Linked DNA regions of Homo sapiens: region 2 is linked to region 1. A link is a contact called in ENCODE Hi-C or POLR2A ChIA-PET data. All regions are on one chromosome and are shown on one strand. Each heading gives the region's core, a stretch centred on a gene start or an enhancer-like site at or near the end of the contact. The rest is flanking DNA. Distances are from core to core; before and after follow the strand shown. Region 1 holds the start of TCF19 (transcription factor 19). Region 2 holds the start of GTF2H4 (general transcription factor IIH subunit 4).

What was found. Hi-C counts contacts between places; a loop is a spot of excess contacts on that map. ChIA-PET counts read pairs that join two places held with the same protein, here RNA polymerase II (POLR2A). Pooled maps may share reads with other maps.
Region 2: a loop to region 1 is called in a pooled map, with 11 times the contacts of the local background. The contact joins the promoter of GTF2H4 here to the promoter of TCF19 in region 1. A Hi-C loop is called at or near these places in 1 of 168 maps with a recorded cell type or tissue (naive thymus-derived CD4-positive, alpha-beta T cell), 1 of 37 single-sample maps with no recorded cell type and 11 of 50 pooled maps. POLR2A ChIA-PET finds 5 or more read pairs at or near these places in 3 of 52 experiments (H1, K562 and activated CD4-positive, alpha-beta memory T cell).

The regions. Positions count from the first base shown.
Region 1 is chr6:31,154,205-31,160,899 of GRCh38, reverse strand. TCF19 (transcription factor 19) reads right to left here and starts at 2,311. Exons shown (of 4, transcript NM_007109.3): 1 at 2,178-2,311; 2 at 1,193-2,003. The coding sequence starts at 1,430. CCHCR1 (coiled-coil alpha-helical rod protein 1) reads left to right here and starts at 3,098. Exons shown (of 18, transcript NM_001105564.2): 1 at 3,098-3,515; 2 at 3,811-3,877; 3 at 3,956-4,169; 4 at 6,101-6,404. The coding sequence starts at 3,300. RefSeq lists a silencer at 1,449-1,632 and enhancers at 2,856-3,356, 3,357-3,857, 4,591-5,206.
Region 2 is chr6:30,902,350-30,909,456 of GRCh38, reverse strand. It overlaps GTF2H4 (general transcription factor IIH subunit 4), which reads right to left and starts at 1,250. Exons shown (of 14, transcript NM_001517.5): 1 at 1,054-1,250; 2 at 284-423; 3 at 1-22. The coding sequence starts at 420.

The sequences.
Region 1 (6,695 bases), core at 1,062-3,561:
AGGCGTGAGCCACCGTGCCCCGCCCTAAGGTCCAGTTTTCAAACATGCTCACTCTCCCCCAGCTCCAGCTCGTTCAGATCCTAGCTCTACCACTTACCAGTTATGTGACCCTGGGCAAGCTTTTTGTTTGTTTGTTTGTTTGAGATGGAGTCTCGCTCTGTCGCCCAAGCTGGAGTGCAGTGGTGCGATCTCAGCTCACTGCAACCTCCGCCTCCCGGGTTCAAGTGATTCTGCTGCTTCAGCCTCCTGAGTAGCTGGGGTTACAGGTGCACGCCACCACACCTGGCTAATTTTTGTATTTTTTTTTCAGCACAGATGGGGTTTCAACATGTTGGTCAGGATGGTCTCGAACTCCTGACCTCGTGATCTGCCCATCTCGGCCTCCCAAAGTGCTGGGATTACAGGCGTGAGCCACCGTGCCCAGGCTTTTTTAAAAAAATTAATTAATTTTTTGGTAGAGACAGGTTTTCACCATGTTGCCCAGGCTGGTCTCGAACTCCTGAGCTCAAGTGATCCACCCTGCCTTAGCCTCCCAAAGTGCTGGATTATAGGTGTAAACCACCATGCCCAGCCCTGGACAAGTTCCTTAACCTCTTTGTGCCTCATTTTCCTTTACTGTAAATGAGGATAATATTAGTACCACCTACATTCAATACACTTAAAATAGGGCCTGGCTCATAACAGTAAGCACTAGATGAATGTTGGCTACTATAGTCTAATAACCATAACACTCCTACAGCTGACTTTACCAAGAGGCAGTGGCAAAACTCAAATGTGAATCTAGGCTTTCTGAGGCTAACTGCCTCAAGTCACGGAGAAAGACATGCCCAGATTATTAAAAACATTATTCAACATAGAACTGCCCTAACCCAGGAACAGAGTGCCTCAGCAAAGCTGGAAACTGAATCAAGTCTAAACTTGGCCTCTAGTGGCCTCAGAACATCCCCACTGTGATATCTTTCTGATGATATCCCAGGTCCTGTATGAGCTAAACGGGACCAAAAAGGGTCAGTCTGGCAGAGAGCTTCTGACTGTGCACACTTCTGGTGGGAAGATGAAGGTCTGGACCACGACCATCCATCCAATCTGATGGGAGTATGGGAGGCAGGCAGCAGGGTCTTGTGGAGACCTTACTCATTCCAGCCTGGCGCTTCAACCACCCAGGGGCAAAGCTGCCCTGCTTAATGCTCACCTTGGCTGCTGTGGTCTTCCAGGCTGACCCTCCAGTCATCACCCCGGGGCTCGGCATGCAGTTCGGCGTGGATCCCAGAGATGAGGCCAGGCTCCTGCTGGGGCCGCAGGGCCACATCACACAGGTCGGCCCTGTGGCCCAAGCGATAGGTGCAGCCAGCCCCGGCGGGGGGGTGGAAGGTGTAGAGATCACCGCCCCTGCCGCCCCCTATGCGCAGCAGTTGGAAGCAGGGCAGCATGGGCGGTGCCCCCTCTGCACCACCTCTTCCACTTCAGGCATCCATTTCCTTTCCCACTCCTGGGCCACGCACCGCTGGCTTAAGTTCGCTTCCCAGTCTGATGCAAACTTGAGTTGTGCTGTATGCGGTTTCAACTTTGAGCACACTACCTGAATAGCCCAAATTCAGAGTGCAAGCAGCCTAGGACTCAATGCAAAATTGGTTAAGCCGACTTGCAAATGAAAAATTCCAGGAAGGTCTCCGTGCAATGCAAACTCAGGAACACGTCCTATGGCACCTCACTTGAGCTGGATCCTCAGATCGCAAAATATTTGGGGAGCCTCCAATCTGCAAGGCAAGGATACTTTAGGCAGCTCCTGTGTGTGTCGGGGTGGCGGGGCGCGGGGAAGGAGGTCCTGTTATACACACGTCTACGTGCAATACGAACACATCACCTCTGTGTAATTCGGAGAAGAGTAGCTTCTTCCTGTCAAACTTGCTTATCCTAATAGAGCACTCCTGCTTGCCTGCGCCCCGATCTTCTGGCCAATCCCTCACTCATAACTGGTTGAACCTCCGAGGGCAATGAATCCACTGTCATCCCCCAAAAGAAAGTGCAAACGAGTCCTTAAGTACTCCAACAAATTGGACCTAAACCCCTACTTCCCGGCTTCTCTAGGTGGGATAAAAACAGGAAGGAGCTCCCCGCGATCATGCAAGGCATACCCGGCCTTTTCCCACTCCGCCCCAGCCCCGTTTCGGATCTACCCGCGCGGCGCAGTCTCCGAGTAGCCTCCTCTTCAAGCAGTGCCAGCCTGTGCGGCGGATCCCGGGACCCCTTGGGCTCCTCGGCAGGAGCCGACGTTGCTGCATCTGTTTGACAGCCAAGAAGCCGGGGCCAGGAGGGGCGCGGCCTCTGCGCGCGGGCAGCGCCTACCCCTCCTTCGGAATTCCCGGGCCCGAACTTCGCGCCGAGCGAGCCCGCCCCCGTGCCGTTCCCGATTGGCCAGCTCATGTGTTCTCTTCCGCGCCATTGGACAGCGCCCCAAGATCTCCCGCCTTCCACTTTTTCTGATTAGTTCACAAGTTTTCCCGGGTTGCCGCAGTGAGGAGGAGCCGCCTGGGCGCGGAGATGCTCCGACGCATTTAGTGGGCCCAAATTTAGACGCCACTGCGCCTGCGTACACCTTTCCCCCTCCTCCCAACAGAGTGAAATAGGACTTTAGGGCGCCCGCCTTGCGCAGGCGCGGTCAGGGGCAGAGGCGGGGCCGGGAGCGAGGCGTAGGGGGTGTGGCCAAAGCGCAGTAGGGGGCTCTCGCGGTTGGTAAGGGACGTTCGGGAAGAGTCGGTTGGGGGCGGGAAGGGGCTGAGCGGGGGTCCTGGGAGGGTTCAAGGGGTCCAAAGGGGAAGGGGGTACAGGGGCCAGGTGAAGGGACAGATGAAGAGATCAGAACAGCCTTAGAGCTCACGGGCTAACTGGGTGAAGCCTCGGGTATCTAGGGGAGCAGTGGTGGGAGAGTAGAGCCGGCTAGCGTACAGGGGGCGAGGGCAGGCTATTGAGAGATGGGGGTGAGGGTCAGGACCAGAATAATTCCTTCAGAAAAAGGTAGATTAGGTTGTAAAAAGGGACGGGAGTAGGGATCCCAGATTCGGGTAAAAAATAGATTAATGAGGGTGGGAGGGTGGGAGGAAGATCTTAAAGTGCCCACTATGTGTTAGGACTCGAGAAAGAGGAGGCGGGCAGCAGGCATGGAAGCTAAGGGGATAGTAGAGAGAAGCTGAGAGAACAGCCGCAGGAAAGATTTGAATAAGATGTCAGGACGCTGGCTTTTCTGCCTGGGGATCTAGGCGGCCTGGATTCCCAAGGTCTTGGGGAGGGTCTAGCCCTGCATGTGGCCACATTCAGCTGGGGCCAGGCCTTGGGCCAGCACTTTAACAGGGAAGGACCCAAGAGTCATGGCCTGCTGGTGTCTGGATGGGCTTCCCTCAGGCCTTGCTGAGCCATGGAGAGAACTCTGGAGATGGCGCTCAAGACCCCTGCACTGTGTACCTCCTTTCTCACCTCTGGCCAGGAGCAGCAGGGACCATAGAAACTTAAGGAGGAGGGTAGAGGCACTGCCCAGAATCCTGAAAGTATGAGTAAAGCCTCAGAGCCCCTCTCAGTCTGTCTCTTTCAGTAAATTCTCTCCACTTGATAGTTGCTTGGGTTCCATGAGGAACCAGGTTGAGACAAGCAAGTGAATTTGGGGTATCTCCTACTTTGGGGAAGTAGGAAAAGAGCTAAGCATCGGGTGGACCTGGCTATAATTCAAGGATTATGACTTTGTTATTGTAGGGGCTTTCTCTTTGGAAGGTGGCCTGAAAATTGAATTGGAGTGTCTTTGTTTCTCCTCTTGTCCAGGGGAACATAGATGGCTGGAGACAGAATCTAGAGCCTTCAAATAATGTGGAGATGTTTCCACCTTCAGGTCAGTGGGACCAGACAAGGGGAGTGGTGGTTGTCTCTGCCTGGGAAACTGACCATCTTTGTTTTTGTAATTCTTCAGGTTCCACTGGGCTGATTCCCCCCTCCCACTTTCAAGCTCGGCCCCTTTCAACTCTGCCAAGAATGGCTCCCACCTGGCTCTCAGACATTCCCCTGGTCCAACCCCCAGGCCATCAAGATGTCTCAGAGAGGCGGCTAGACACCCAGAGACCTCAAGTGACCATGTGGGAACGGGATGTTTCCAGTGACAGGCAGGAGCCAGGGCGGAGAGGCAGGTAGGGATCCATCCACGCCGTTTTCTCAGGCTTGCTTGCTAGTGACCCTTCCTCACTGGAATAAACTCCTTACCCTATTTCGGCCCTAGTTTCCAGAACGTACTCATTTTTATGTAAGCAATTAGTTCCTACAGTGCATAAATAATAAAGCAGTGTGCTAAGTGCTAGGGATGAGGATAACAATAGTGAATAAGACAAATCCTGACTTAAATTTGTAATTAATAAGGAATCTAAAATCCTAAGAGGGGAGATAGATTGACCACCAGCTGATGGTAAAGCATGGTATGAGGCAAGATGAAGAAGTGCAAACTAGAGGTAGAGACCCAGCACTGTGGCAGTGTGGGTTCATTCTGATGGAAGAAAGCCTTTACAGAGGACATGCTGTGGGAGCTGGCCATGCTGTCGTATTATCTGTAAACATTCTTATTCTTGTTTCATGTGTCTTTTCCCAGATGTACTGGGATATCATTCTGCCATTTTGCTCCAGAATAGGATTACATTAGAAGAAGCAGCATGATGAAGAAGGAATACTAGACTGGGTGTCAGGAGACAGAGACTCTATTTCTAGTTTGGCTACCAGCTAGAGGACATTTGGCAAGTCACTTAATTTCCCTAGCCTACAGATCGCTGCTACTAAAGAAAGAAAGAAAGAGCGAGCCAGATATGGCGGCTCACACCTATAATCCTAGCACTTTGGGAGCTGAGGCAGGAGGATCACTTGAGCCCAGGAGTTCATGACCAGCGTGGGCAACAAAGCGAGACTCCGTCTCCACAGAAAATAATTAGCTGGCTGTGGTGGCATGCATTTGTAGTCCTAGCTACTCAGGAGGCTAAGGTGGTAGGACCCCTTGAGCTCAGAAGTTGAAGACTGCAGTGACCTATGATCCAGCCACTGCATTGAGGCCTGGGTGACACAGTGATACCCTGTCTCTAAAAACGACAACAACAACAATCTCTTATAGTCCTGGGTCTCAGAGAGCTGCCTCAGGAGCCATGTTCCAAGCTGGATTAAACTTCACGTGACATTGGTAGACGATTTCTCTAAAGGCTGGCACTGTGTTATTTATGTACTGTTCTCTCAGACTCCTCATAAAGTATACCTAACACTCAATAAATGCCTTTTTTTTGAGATGGAGTCTCACTCTGTCGCCCAGGCTGGAGTGCACTGGGGAGATCTTGGCTCACTGCAAGCTCTGCCTCCCAGGTTGACGCCATTCTCCTGCCTCAGCCTCCCAAGCAGCTGGGACTACAGGCACCTGCCACCATGCCCAGCTAGTTTTTTATATTTTTAGTAGAGATGGGGTTTCACCGTGTTAACCAGGATGATCTCGATCTCCTGACCTCGTGATCCGCCCGCCTCGGCCTCCCAAAGTGCTGGGATTACAGGCATGAGCCACCGCGCCCAGCCAATAAATGCCTTTTAACTAGCACCTGGCCTCACCATATTGATACTGGAAGCTTACGACCTCTCTATGCCCATTCCTCCCTCAAACTTCTTGCCCTTAAATTAGAATTGAGAAGTCCCTGTGTGTTCTTCCAACCTTTCCACTTAAAATGTGTGGCCTAAAAATAAAAAAATAAATAAGACAAAAAAACCACCAAAAAACAAAAAGAATGTGTGGCCTAATGATATACACATTTGATGTTGAATCCTCCTGTATGTAGCTCTCTCTAGGGAGATCATGTTCCACGATCTCAGCCAGACTTTAGGTCCTGTGAGTCCAGGCACTGGACTCAACATGCTCAATAGGGCTTTGATGAATGATGATGATGTCAATGCAGACATCCCCATACCCCAGCTTCAGCACCCCCTTCACCTCCCCACACGGAAGCAGAGGGGTCCTCTTTTCCTTCTCCTGGCTATGTTTATGCCCTCAACTATCCTTCCAGCACTGGAGACAAGTCTCACCTGCACTAACCTGTCTTTGAAGGTCCTGGGGGCTGGAGGGGTCACAGGCCCTGAGCCAGCAGGCTGAGGTGATCGTTCGGCAGCTGCAAGAGCTGCGGCGGCTGGAGGAGGAGGTCCGGCTCCTGCGGGAGACCTCGCTGCAGCAGAAGATGAGGCTAGAGGCCCAGGCCATGGAGCTAGAGGCTCTGGCACGGGCGGAGAAGGCCGGCCGAGCTGAGGCTGAGGGCCTGCGTGCTGCTTTGGCTGGGGCTGAGGTTGTCCGGAAGAACTTGGAAGAGGGGAGCCAGCGGGAGCTGGAAGAGGTTCAGAGGCTGCACCAAGAGCAGGTGAATGCAGGGGTAGAAAGGATTCAAATTCATAACGGAGAGCTGGGCAGTAGCTTCCAAGCAAAGAACAGGTATTGCAGAAAAGACCCTCCATGAGTAGTGAGTAGTAGAGTGATGAGACCTTTGGTGAAAATAAACACACATGGCCTAGAAAGATGGAGAATTTGGGTACTTTTATCTTAATTCAGGTTGCACTTTTCCCCCAAGACTCAGGTGGCCTCCCACCACTTGAAGCCCTGCTTCCCTTTCTAGTAGGAAATAGTTTGCCTCCCTACTTTACTCCAGGTACCA
Region 2 (7,107 bases), core at 1-2,500, 250 kb after region 1:
CTTAGCCAAGGATGGGAGCTCCCTGTACAGGAACAGAGGTCAAAGGTTAGTATCAGAAGCTGCATTGTATCTGCATCTCTGCCCTCAATTACCTCTCAAACATCTCATCTCACTCCAGCACAACTTTACCAGTCCTGCTGTTTTGGCCTCCACACTTTAGAGCAATTTCCAACCCTTGCCCCCAGTCCCCACCCCGACTCCAGGCTGCTACACTTTTACCTATGATATTTTATTCCACTCCGCAGACCCCATTACATTTCCCTGCCATGAAGGGGCTTCTCACCTGAAGACAGCCAGACATGTGGCAGGGTGCCCATACAATCGGTCCAATACCCCAGGGCTCAGGCCCCCTAAGAATTCCTGCAGATTCCTGCATTGTAGGTGTACTCGGTTCAGTCCCCTTGAAGGGGTGCTCTCCATCACCTGAGGAATGCAAACGTCAGAAGTGCAACCTCACCATCCATGCCAGTGTCACCCCTGACCTTTCTAACTGATTCCAGATCCATCAGTCCCCACAATAACCCCACCTTTTCTGTGGTCTCCTTTCCCATGTCACTCATCTCCTCTGGTTTCTCCCAAACCTGACCAATCTCCCTCCCTTTCTTGCCTCCTCACCCTATTTCTGCCCTTCAACTCCAGTCTTCCCTCAATTACCAAGTGACAGAATTGTTAACTGTCCAGTGTTTGCAAGATCATTTTGTATTTCAATGACTTGTCTCATCTTTGGCTAAACAGGGACAAAGAAAATTGAGCCCACACCTCTCTCTTCCATCCCATCCTGGTCAGACCAGTCTACAAGCTCCAAATCTGCCCGTCCTTCCTATCTTCTATCTCTTAGCCCACTTCTGCTAAGTACGGCGGTAACCTCTCCCCTCCATGCTTCCCAAATCTAAAGCCACCTCTTTTCCCTTCCCAAGTCTACTTCACGTCATTCACCCTGACCCACGCCTTCCGATCTCCTAGCTTCTCCCTGCCTTCCTCTCACTCTTCGCCTCCCACTCACCTCTCTCTCTCTCATACCTCTGCCACTCCCGCCCTCCTAGGTCCCCTCACCACTCTGTCGATCCTCCTCGCGCACCCCGAGTCTCGGGCCGTCGCTTAATCGGAGCCAAAGTCTCGCATTGGCTCCTGGAGATTGAGGGAAAGATGGTGAAAAAATGCGAGGAAAAGATGGGGAAAGCAAAGAAAGATTTCACAGGCAAGAGCCCAGAATGGAGAATTCAGAAGAGAAGGGAGGTAAGGGGAGGAGTGGAAAAGTGAAGAGGATGAGAATAGACGCTGCACTCTCCGGGCGCGGGGGATGCTGGGAATTGGAGTCTTGCCTTTGCTCTCCTTAGAGCCGGCTGAAGCGCGTCTGACTACAAATCCCGAAAGGCACCGTGGGGAAGCCGAAAGGAGAGGAGCTGGCTTTTAATTGAGCGAGGGGAGACACCAGAAGCTGGACCAGTTGGTTCCGCGAAGGCAGAACCAACTCCGCCCACGCTGCTAACGGCGCGTGTAACCGGCTGGAGCGGGAGGCGGGTCCGGGAAAGTAGAAGTGCCTGGAGGGCTTCCTTGCGGAGGCGCGCTCTGGCGACTTGGTGGTGAGCCGAGTGAGCACAATTACTCCCCATAAAATTGGGATAATACACACTCCAGGCCGGGCGCGGTGACTCACGCCTGTAATCCTAGCACTTTGGGAGGCCGAGGCGGCGAATCACCCGAGGTCAGGAGTTCGAGACCATCCTGGCCAACATGGTGAAACCCCCGTCTTTACTAAAAATACAAAAATTAGCCGGGCGTGGTGGTGGGCACCTGTAATCCCAGCTACTCTGGAGGCTGAGGCAGGTGAATCGCTTGAACCCTGGAGGCGGAGTTGCAGTGAGCCAGGACCATGCCATTACACGCCAGCCTGGGCGACAAGAGTGAAACTCCGTCTCAAAAAAAAAGAAAAGGAAAGAAAAGAAAGAAAGCGTACACACTCTGGGCGGTTTCCACGAGTTAACGATTAACACGATCCAGTGCACCTTACTTGACCCTAAGTACTCAGTAAATCTTAATTTCTGCCTCCACCACTCCTCAAACCGTTTACTTAGAAGACCCAGATAAATACAGTTTTTAAGACACCAACTATTTGCTCTGATTTGATTTATGAACCTACTACAAAAGTGGAGGTCTTCACCCAAACCCAGAACTACACGTTTCCCCAAATTCCTATATGCAAATTTTGTTATTCCCACCTTATAGACTGGAAGACTGGAGCCCGGCAAGATTAAGAAATTTGCCTGCAGCCTGGCGAGGTGGCTCAGAGCTGTGACCCCCAGCTACTTGGGAGGCTGAGGCAGGAGGATCGCTTGAGACTAGGAGTTTGAGGCTACAGTGAGCTATGATCGCACCAGCCTGGGTGACAGAGGGAGACCCCCATTTCTCTCTCTCTTTTTTTTTTTTTTTTGAAACGGAGTCTCTCACTCTGTCACCCAGGCTGGAGTGCAGTTGCATGATCTCAGCTCACGGCAACCTCAGCCTCCCGGGTTCAAGCGATTCTCTTACCTCAGCCTCCCAAGTAGCTGGGACTACAGGTGTGTGCCACCACGCCCGGCTAATTCTGGTATTTTTAGTAGAGATAGGGTTTCAACATGTTGGCCAGGCTAGTCTCAAACTCCTGACCTCAGGTGACCCACCTGCCTCAGCTTCCCAAAGTGTTGGGATTACAGGCATGAGCCACTGAGCCCAACCTGAGATGCCCATCTCTAAAAAAAAAAAAATTAAAAAAAAAATCCCTACAATCAGACAGGAAGTGCCCAAGCTGGGATTTGAAGCACATTTGCAAGCAACCAGGGATCAAAATGGTAATGACTATGCAAGACTTTTTATACTTTGTAGCCCACCCATGTTTTCTGTTGTCCCTGTCTTTTTAGCAATTAATGTTTTAAAATCTTCAAAGAAAAGCTAAAAATTGACAGAGCTTCTTTATGGCAAACTTTAGGTAAGGTTGAAAGACAATTTACAATCTAGGAAGAAATGGTTGATGAAATAAACAAAATACAAAAAGCTGTTACAAAGCAATAAGAAAAAGAAACATAATAGAAAGATTGGGACAGACCACTGCTTACTAGTTAGCCCTGCTCAGCAAGGAGCAGCTTAAAAAAAAAAAAAGAAGAAGAAAAGAAAAAGAAAAGAAAGAGGCCTGGCGGGGTGGCTCAGGCCTGTAATCCCAACACTTTGGGAGGCCAAAGAAGGTGGATCATTTTAGCTCAGGAGTTCCAGACCAGCCTGGGCATTATACAGAAACTCTATCGCTACAAAAACAAAACAAAACAAAAATTAGCTAGGTGTAGTGGTGTGCTCTCCTGCGGTCCCAGCTGCTCAAGAGGCTGAGGTAGAAGGATCACTTGGGCCCAGGAGATTGAGGCTGCAGTGAGCAATGATAGCACCACTGCACTCCAGCCTGAGCAACAGTGTGAGACCCTGTCCCAAAAGGAGAGGGGAAGAGAGGAGAGGACAGGGGAGAACTGGAGAGGGGAGAATTGGGGAGGGGAGAGGAAGGGAGGGTTAGGGAGGGGGAAAGAAGGAAAGAGAAAGAAAGATTGGCCAAAGCAAAAAGAAAGTTAAACAGAATATCAGAAATGTTTCAAAAATCAAAAAATTGGCTGGGCACGGTGGCTCACGCCTGTAATCCCGACACTTTGGGAGGCCGAGGTGGGTGGATCACCCGAGATCAGGAGTTCGAGACCAGCCTGGCCAACATGGTGAAACCCGTCTCTCCTAAAAATACAAAAATTAGCCGGGCGTGGTGGCAGGCGCCTATAAGCCCAGCTACTCGGGAGGCTGAGGCAGGAGAATCGCTTGAACCCGGGAGGTGGAGTTTGTAGTGAGCTGAGATCGTACCATTGCACTCCAGCCTGGGGGACAAGAGCGAGACTTTGTCTCAAAAAAAAAAAAAAAAAATTCAAAAAATTAGCCAGGCCTGGTTCTGTGGTCCCAGCTACTCAGGAGGCTGAGGCAGGAGGATTGTTTGGACCCAGGAGGTCAAGGCTACACTGAGCTGTGATCATGCCACTGCACTCCAGCCTGAGCTATACAGTGAGACCCTGTCTCAAAAAAAAAAAAAAAAAAAAAAAAGAAAAGAAAAGAAAAGAAAAGAGAAAAAGAAATTAGCTCGGTATGCACACACCTGAAGTCCTAGCTACTCAGGAGGCTGAGGTAGGAAGATCGGTTGAGTCCAGCAGTTCAAGGCTGTAGTGAGCTACAGTTACACCACTGCACTCCAGCCTGGCCGCAGAATTAGACTGTCTCTTAAAAATAAATATATAGGCCAGGCGCCATGGCTCACACCTGTAATGCCAGCACTTTGGGAGGTCAAGGTGGGTGGATCACCTGAGGTCAGGAGTTCCAGACTAGCCTGGTCAACATTTTAGTAGAAACCTTGTCTCTACTAAAAACACAAAAATTAGCTGGCATGGTGACGGGCGCCTGTAATCCCAGCTACTTGGGAGGCTGAGGCAGGAGAATCACTTGAACCCGGGAGGCAGAGGTTGCAGTGAGCTGAGACCACACCATTGCACTCCAGCCTGGGCAAGAGTGAAACTCCATCTCAAAATAAATAAATAAATAAAAATAAAAATAAATAAATCGGCCGGAGGCAGTGGCTCACACCTATAATCTCAACACTTTGGGAGGCCGAGGCGGGTGGATCACTTGAGGTCAGAAGTTCGAGACTAGCCTGAGCGGGTGAAACCCCGTCTCTACTGAAAATACAAAAATTAGCCAGACATGGTGGCGGGCGCCTGTAATCCCAGCTACTTGGGAGGCTGAGGCAGGAGAATCACTTGAACCCAGTAGGCTGAGGTTGCAGTAAGCCGAGATCACACCACTGCACTCCAGCCTGGGCAACAGAGCAAGACTCTATCTCAAAATAAATACATAAATAAAATTAAAATATAAAAGTTCAGCAAAAAAGAAATTAAGGATTGACAACCTCAATGTTGACCAGGGTATAGGAGCATACTCATACACTTTTGCTGAAAATTGAGGCCGGGTCCAGTAGCTCATGCCTGTAATCTCAGCACTTTGAAGGGAGGCCAAGCCAGGCAGATCACTTGAGCCCCGAAGTTTGAGACCAGCCTGGGCAACATGGTGAAACCCTGTCTCTACAAAAAATAAAAAAATTAGCTGGGCATGAGGGTGCATGCCTGTAGGCCCAGCTACTTGAGAGGCTGAGGCAGGAGGGTTGTTTGAGCCCTGGAGGTGGAGGTTGCAGTGAGCTGAGATCACACCATTGCACTCCAGACTGGGCAACAAAATGAGAGTCTGTCTCAAATTAAAAAAAAAAAAAAAAAAAAAAAAAAAAAAAAAAAATTGAAATAGGCACACCTCTTTTGGAGGGGGTGAGGGGACAGAGTCTTACAGTGTCACCCAGGTCAAATGCAGTGGCACAATCTTGGCTCACTGCAATCTCTGTCTCCCAGATTCAAGCGATTCTTGTGCCTCAGCCTTCCGAGTAGTTGGGATTACAGGCGTGAACCACCATGCCTGGCTAATTTTTTTTTGTATTTTTAGTACAGACAGGGTTTCACCGTGTTGGCCAGCATGTTAGTGGGCATGGTAGTTCAAAAAAGAAAATTCCTGTGATAGGGAGCTCATGACCTCCTCCTCTCAGGCAGCATCCTGGAGAGAAAGAACAGAGAGCCAGGGCCAGGCGTGGTGGCTCACACCTGTAATCCCAGCACTTTGGGAGACCGAGGAGGGTGGATCAAGACATCAGGAGTTCAAGACCAGCCTGGCCAACATGGTGAAACCCAGTCTCTACTAAAAATACAAAAATTAGCCGGGCATGGTGGCAGGTGCCTGTAATCCCAGCTACTCAGGAGGCTGAGGCAGGAGAATCGCTTCAACCCAGAAGGCGGAGGTTGCAGTGAGCGGAGATAGTGCCACTGAACTCCAGCCTGGGTGACAGAGCAAGACTTTGTCTCAAAAAAAAAAAAAAAAAAAAAAAGGAACAGAGAGCCAGGAGCCCACAGACCCACTTCCCACAGGCTTTACTGTTGACTGACTGCTACTTTGGGCAAGCTGCTTAACCTAACAGAATTTTCTTCTCTGTGCAAAGTAATTTTAACTACTTCATATATTGTTGTATTAAGTAAGATATAATATGTCGTAATTTCAATACCTGGTATATAGTGGGTGCTCAGTAATATATTATCATCATTATTGTAACTTTCACTTATTAATCCTAGTTCTAGTTCTGTAACTACATAGAATCTATGTTAGTCTATCAGATATTTGCTACAATTCTTTCTTTCAACCAATATTGAGCCCTGTGTTCCAAGATTTTGCCCTTGTGCAACTTATAGTTTGGTGGGAGGGGCAGGTATAAAAAGATATGTAAAATTACACACGTAGTAAGTGCCACAAAGAAGAGATTCATGTCCTCTGAGATTATCAGTAGGGAATTTGACCTGGTTGGGGAAGTCAGGAAAGACTGCTGAAGGACAAGCAGGAGTTAATAAGGCACAGACTGCAGGGAACATTGTTCCAGGTGAGGGAACAGCATGCCACGAAGGCCACGTGGCAGGAAGTACTGTGGCCCATTGGGTGAATCTGAAAGAAGGCCAGTGGCCCACAGAGGAAAGCAAGCGGGTGGGGGAGGACGCTGGAGAGGTATGTGGGGGCCAACCTTGGCCAGAAGGATTTTGTTCTTCATTTTAAGATTAATGAAAAGTCACTGCTGGATTTGAAATGAAGGATTAGGGTCAGATTTGTGTGTTTTAAAGATAACTGTGGTTGCAGGGTGGAAAACAACCCAGAGAGGAGCAGAGGCAGATCTGGGTGACAGCTGGGAGACCACTGCAGGAGTCCAGGCAAGATGGAGGCAGCATGTGCCAGGAGGGCGATGGAGACAGAGATGACAAGTTCCAGGGAGATTTGGGAGGCAAAATCAACAGCGTTTTGTGCTGGACTGGACTTGAGAGGTGGAAGGTAAGGGAGAAGGAGCTCGGGGATGCCACCTTGTGCGGCTTGTGCAGCTAAGTGGATGATGCTGCCATTCACTGAGTCAGTAGACTGTGGAGGAGAAGCAGGTTTGGACAAGCAGGGCCTGACTTTTAAATTAACTGCAGGTGGGGCTGG